Linked DNA regions of Homo sapiens: region 1 is linked to region 2. A link is an interaction called in ENCODE POLR2A ChIA-PET data of the cell type or tissue named here. Cell type or tissue: MCF 10A. All regions are shown on one strand. Each heading gives the region's core, and the rest is flanking DNA. Links, peaks and the distances in the headings are about the cores only. Region 1 overlaps ARHGAP26 (Rho GTPase activating protein 26). Region 2 has its middle 60 kb from the start of ARHGAP26-IT1.

The links. Peaks named below come from ENCODE experiments on the same cell type or tissue, not always from the same donor. Only the 100,000 strongest peaks of a DNase experiment are listed, where the experiment ranks them.
Region 1: POLR2A ChIA-PET joins it to region 2 with 5 read pairs; 2 of 35 experiments call an interaction of 5 or more read pairs at or near these places.

What each region holds. Positions count from the first base shown.
Region 1 is chr5:143,194,234-143,197,044 of GRCh38, forward strand. The region is part of intron 20 of ARHGAP26 (Rho GTPase activating protein 26); the gene reads left to right. Among named protein-coding and RNA genes, the nearest start is that of ARHGAP26-IT1, 3.1 kb to the left of the region's middle. In MCF 10A, for the core only: no CTCF peak of the experiment used is centred there; a DNase peak (open chromatin) is centred at 1,458.
Region 2 is chr5:143,251,355-143,254,165 of GRCh38, forward strand. No RefSeq gene overlaps it. Among named protein-coding and RNA genes, the nearest start is that of ARHGAP26-IT1, 60 kb to the left of the region's middle. In MCF 10A, for the core only: no CTCF peak of the experiment used is centred there; no DNase peak of the experiment used is centred there.

The DNA.
Region 1 (2,811 bases), core at 185-2,684, 57 kb before region 2:
TCATTCAACAACATTCAACAAATATTTATTAAGCTATGTCTTTAGCAGGTGTTTGTACTTACAGTGCACAGTAGGATGGACTGGAATGGTAAAAGGTAAAGAAAACAGGCTGGAGATTCTTATAATAGTCTAGGTGAGAAGGCCTTATCCTATGAGCAATGGGGAAGCATTGAAGTGTTTTAAGCAGAGAAATGATGTAATCATCAGATTTGAATTTCGAAATGTTCACCAAGAATAGTTCTCTTAAGTTAAGCATTTATGTATGAAACCTTTTTGCACTATAAGTTTGCTTAGTAACTTGTAGATTATCCAGAGTAAATTTGGATCCACCTCAGATTTGGAAAAAAAAAAAAATTTTGTGAGATCAGAATTGTGTTTTGCCATGTCCATTTTTCATTGACTTCTCTGTGGATATTTGGTTTTGAAGGACAAGAACTAGAAGAGAATATAAAAATGATTTTCCTTCAATTTGTTTTTATTCACAGATGGTGAAACTCTTTTTCTCCAGCGGAAAGGGTGATTTTGCTGGAAAATCATTTAAAGTTTTTTCCAGTCAAGTCAATAAGCTCCTCAGAACCAAATGAACAAGGGGTAAAAATCACCATGAGGCTTAGTAAGATTACATTCCTCCATGGCAGCCTGCGCCAGCCATTGTGGAGGGCCAGCGGGAACACAGGGAGAGTGTCAGGTTTGTGAATGGTCACGCTGAAGGAGCAGGGCCAGGTGTGGAAGATATAAATGGAGTAGAGAAGAAGCTTGAACAGATTAAAATCAGATCAGAGACAATTTTCCACATGTTTAGACTACTAAATAAGCACCAGAATTAGAGGGAAGGCTGCTACTCGCTTGGAGGGAAAGAAAGAGACTTGGAGACTTTTAGCCTTTTCATCAAAGTTCATCTCTCTTTCTCTCTCTGTCTCATCTGCCTTTCATGGTATCCGGACCAAGGTTCGTGCATTTGCAAGAGTTTAACTTAATCATCCTGGACATTGTCCTTGCAGAAGTGCTGCTTCTATTGCTGAAAAGTCCTGAACATAGTGAAATATTATAGTAGGCTCCTTACTCAAGGAATCTCCTCTCCAGGGTTACCTGTAAGCTGAAATGCCTTGGGCCACTGCTGCTAATTTTAGTTACTCCTTTGTTTTCAGCAGTGGACATTTAGATTCTTATTAAATCTTTTTCCTCCCCCTAGTCCAAACAGGAAATATTCCCTGAAAGTAGACCATACAGGAAAGTATGCCAGAGAGCCAATGCCCCTCAGCCTGTGTTGTTAACATGTTGTGCAGCTTACTCAGAATGCTACATCAGAGACATCCTCCTTGACGTCCCCCTACCCCAGGTAAAAGGAAGAGACCATTGATTTACTGTAATAAGTTTCCCAAAATAAAAAAGTCTCTAAAAGAGTCAACATAATTTCTCAGTGCAGTAGGCAGAGAAACAGTACAAGTTGGGAGCTGCCAACTGTATTATGCAACCTAAACCGTGGATTGGTGCAACAAAGGCTGAACTATCATTTTGCCTCTATTAAACATCCTTCTTCTATGGAGTAAAAGTTGTAGTTTGGGTGGCTGGGGAGACTTTTTTTTTTTTGTAATATTTATTAAGTTGTGGTTATAAAAGTAACATGTTAATTGCAAAAATATGTTTTAAAAGCACAAAAACTTTGCGTATGGGAACAAGGGATATAGGGGAATTCTGTACTTTCTGCTCAATTTTGCTGTGAACCTCAAGCGACTCTAAAAAAATAAAGCTATTTAAAAGTTACCTTTAATCTCATCACCCAGGGAATGCTACTAATATGTTAAGGTACTTACTGTTCATATGTTTTAAGATAGGCTTGAACGTGTATTAAAAAGTACATGAAATATAAATGTACGTCTTAACAAATTATTATTTAGCAAACACCCCCTAAATAATACTAAATTATTATTTAGTAACCACCCCCTCACCCCCCACTGGTTAAGAACTGCAGCCTTGCTGGTGTCCACATCTCTTGCTTTCTCCTCCCCCATCACAGTCCTCTTCTTCCCCACAAGGGCTCTAATCTCATGTTTATGGCAATCAATTAGTTTTTATTTATATTTTAACCTCATAAATACAGTCCATTCTTGTTTTTCGCGGTAGTCATGTTCTATAAAGTCACTGCAAACACGGAATTACTGAATACTAAGCCATTGCATGGAGGGGAAATACAGAGTGAGCTTCCTGTAAGCCCCTGGTCACAACATTTTCATCACCTGATCAGTACACCACCCTGTTTTATATGTATTTCTGCCTAAAGTCACCTCATTTAATATTATTGTTGATTTATTAACATTGAACTTAGGACCAGCAGCACTGTTAACTCATGCCTGGAGCTCATCTAACACACACATTTTCTCTATAAGGCACATTACAACCTTCTTGTGCTTAGGAACATTTGACAGTGCTTCAGCTGTATGCTTAGGGGCCATTTTAAATGGCAAAATCACCATTGAAGAGCATGAAAATGTGGTACTAGGTAGACCTCAAACAGACACTTGTTTACAGTATGAGAGCTGAAACAAGAAGGCAGAGCTTTGCCTTGTTTGACCTCAGCTGGGAATGTGCCGTTGGGCGACTCAAGGTTTTTGCTGCTCTGCACATGTCCTCGGATGACCTCAACAGCACCCCAGATGTTGATTTTGAGGTTACAGATACATTTTAGTAAGTAGGTGAATTTGCAAATAAGGAATATGGAAATAATGAGGATAGACTGTATATATCCCTAAATGCAACATTTTATTGTTTTGAGTTCAACTTCATTTGCTCAACCACATTTAAGTCATTTAT
Region 2 (2,811 bases), core at 276-2,775:
AGGCCCACAAAGGGTTTCTGTTGAGTCTTGGTCATCTGTTTCACAGGTTCCCAGGCACTATGCTTCTCATTCTTACTGCATTGTGGACAAGTGCAAGTTAGACCTTGGTCAAATATATTCCCTCCTTCGAGTTTCGGTTTCTCACTGATAAGATGAAGTGATTGAATTAGTCTGTCTGAGATCATATGGATTCAAAATCTAAAGTTCCTCTTCCTTCTACTGCATTTGTCAGACCAAGGCAGAGTTGGGGAATGGTAGGGACAGGGCGGGAGGAGAGAGTGGGAGCAGTGTGTCCTGGGCTGGCAGTAAGGAGGTGTGTTGTCTATACAGAATTTAAACAGATAAAATCAACTAAAGGCTGGTGTCCTTCTTATTACGAGCTGGTGATTCTAAACAAGGTTATGATAAAACACTCCTCCCTGCAGGGTGGACTGATGATGCAGGGTATAATGATGAGCATACCACCCTGCTCTTGGTATGCTACTTACTGATACTCTTTGGTTGCCAGTGAAAGAAACACAACTCAGAATGGCTTCAATGAAAAGGATTTTATTGGTCCACATAAGTGAAAAGACCAGACATAATTGTGCTCAGACAGGGCTGTTTGCAGGTGCTCCATGATATCCTCAGGGATCTCCCTCTCTTCATCTCTTAGCCTCAGCCTTTCCCCTGACTGTACTAGCATCGCTCCCAGCAGCTCCAGGCCTGCACCCTATCAGCTAAGCTACCTCAGTGAGTCTCACTGACCCAAAACTTTCAGCAAAAGTTTTGGGCTTTCCCCTGGACCAGCTCGAGTCTCATGACCGTCCCTGATTTAATGAGATGGAATATGCTGACTAATCTGCCTCCTCATAGAGCAGGTCATCACATATATACTAAGAATGGTTGGTGGTTGGGGGGGGGGTCATTTCTCCAAAGGAATATCGAGGTGGTATTGCTAGAAGAAGGGAGGATGGATGCTCAATCACCAAAGCAATACTGTCTATCATATTCCTGCCTCAAAGATGAGCTCAAATGATCTCCCTGGCTTGGAATCCTCCATCCACATTTTCCCGTTTCTTCCTTCCAGTGCTGAAGATCCCACCTCCTACTCCCATGAAGGCTTCCAGATTCCTGCCGCTTATCTTCAGTTCTTTTTCCTTTCAACTCCAAAGAATTGTCATGCATACCTGTCATTCTGATAGTTAACTATTAATAAGATCAACTGCTAGTTTGTTGTCCATTATGAAGTTAATACATGTCTATTTTAGGGAAAAATAGAGAAGTAAAAAGAAGAAACAAAAATATCATCTGTGGCCCCTCCATTACATGGAAACTAGAAAGAAGAAATTAAAACCACTAGGTTTCTTCTATGCATAATTTTTTTCTATTTTTAAAAGTATAACATAGGCCCTTTATATAACATATATATATATATATATATATATATATACATTTATGCATATACACAAATCAACTCAATGAATTTTTGCAAACTGAACACATCCATATCACCAGCACCTAGAATTAAGAAACATAACAGTATCAGCATTCCACAAGCCCCTCCTTCTTGCTCTTTCCAATCAATACCCCTCCTGTAGGGTAACCAACATCCTAATTTCTAACACCTTAGATTAGTCCTGCCTGCTTTTGAACTTTATATAAATCATACATTGAAAAAACATAGTTGAGATCATTGTTCACTGGGTTTTGTTGTTGTTGTTGTTGTTTTGTTTTGTTTTGTTTTGTTTTTTGAGACACAGTCTCAGTTGCCCAGGCTGGAGTGCAGTGGCACAATCTTGGGTCACTGCAACCGCCCGGTTCAAACAATTCTCCCACCTCAGCCACCCCAGTAGCTGGGATTACAGGCATGTGTCACCACACCTGGCAAGTTTTTATATTTTTAGTAGAGATAGGGTTTGGACATGTTGGCCAGGCTGGTCTCCTGGCCTCAAGTGATCCGTCTGCCTTGACCTCCCAAAGTGCTGGGATTACAGGCATGAGCCACCGTGCCCCGCCTGCTTGTTTTATTTAAAATGATGGTGTGAATCTTTTCTATTTTATTTATTTATTTATTGTTTAGGAGCAGAGGTTTAATAGGCAGAAGAGAAGAGAAACAGAAACGAGAAACAACTCTCTCTATAGAGAGCAAGGGGTCTCCCAGTGGAAAAGACCAGCCGTCAGCAGATGTGCTGGATTTTATAGTCAGGTTTGAGGAGGTGGTATCTTATTTACATAGGGTAAAACTTCCCGCACATTGCATACACAGAGAGGATAAGAGATATGGCAGTCATGGACAGGAAAGGAGGAAATTACCATAGGAAAGTTGGAGATTCTGTTGCCGTCATCCCATTGGGCGGTCGGAAGCTGGGGTCAGTCCAGAAGCCTCTGGATAAACCTGGGGGTAGTCCCAGCCAGAAATCCTCAGTTGCCCCAGGACTTCTTCCAACCCCAAGTGATGGCTAAATCCTCCGTGAAAGGAAGCTGGTTCAAACATGGCCAACATGCCCAGCAACACATGGGTGCTGGGGGATTCTCCATGTTCTCCCCAGAAAGCCTGTCCCCCGAGTCTTGTAAGGCTGGCAGCCATGCTAATCGTTTTTAAATGGCTGAAGGGGGCCCAGCATTTGGCTTGATTTGGTTCTAAAATGGGGGCCGAGAGCCTTGAAATGAAAGGACAGAGCTGGCGCTGGGTGCAGTGGCTCACACCTGTAATCCCAGCACTTTGAGTGGCCACGGTGGGTGGATCACGAGGTGAAGAGATCGAGACCAGCCTGGCCAACATGGTGAAACCCCGTCTCTACTAAAAATACAAAAATTAGTTAGGCGTGG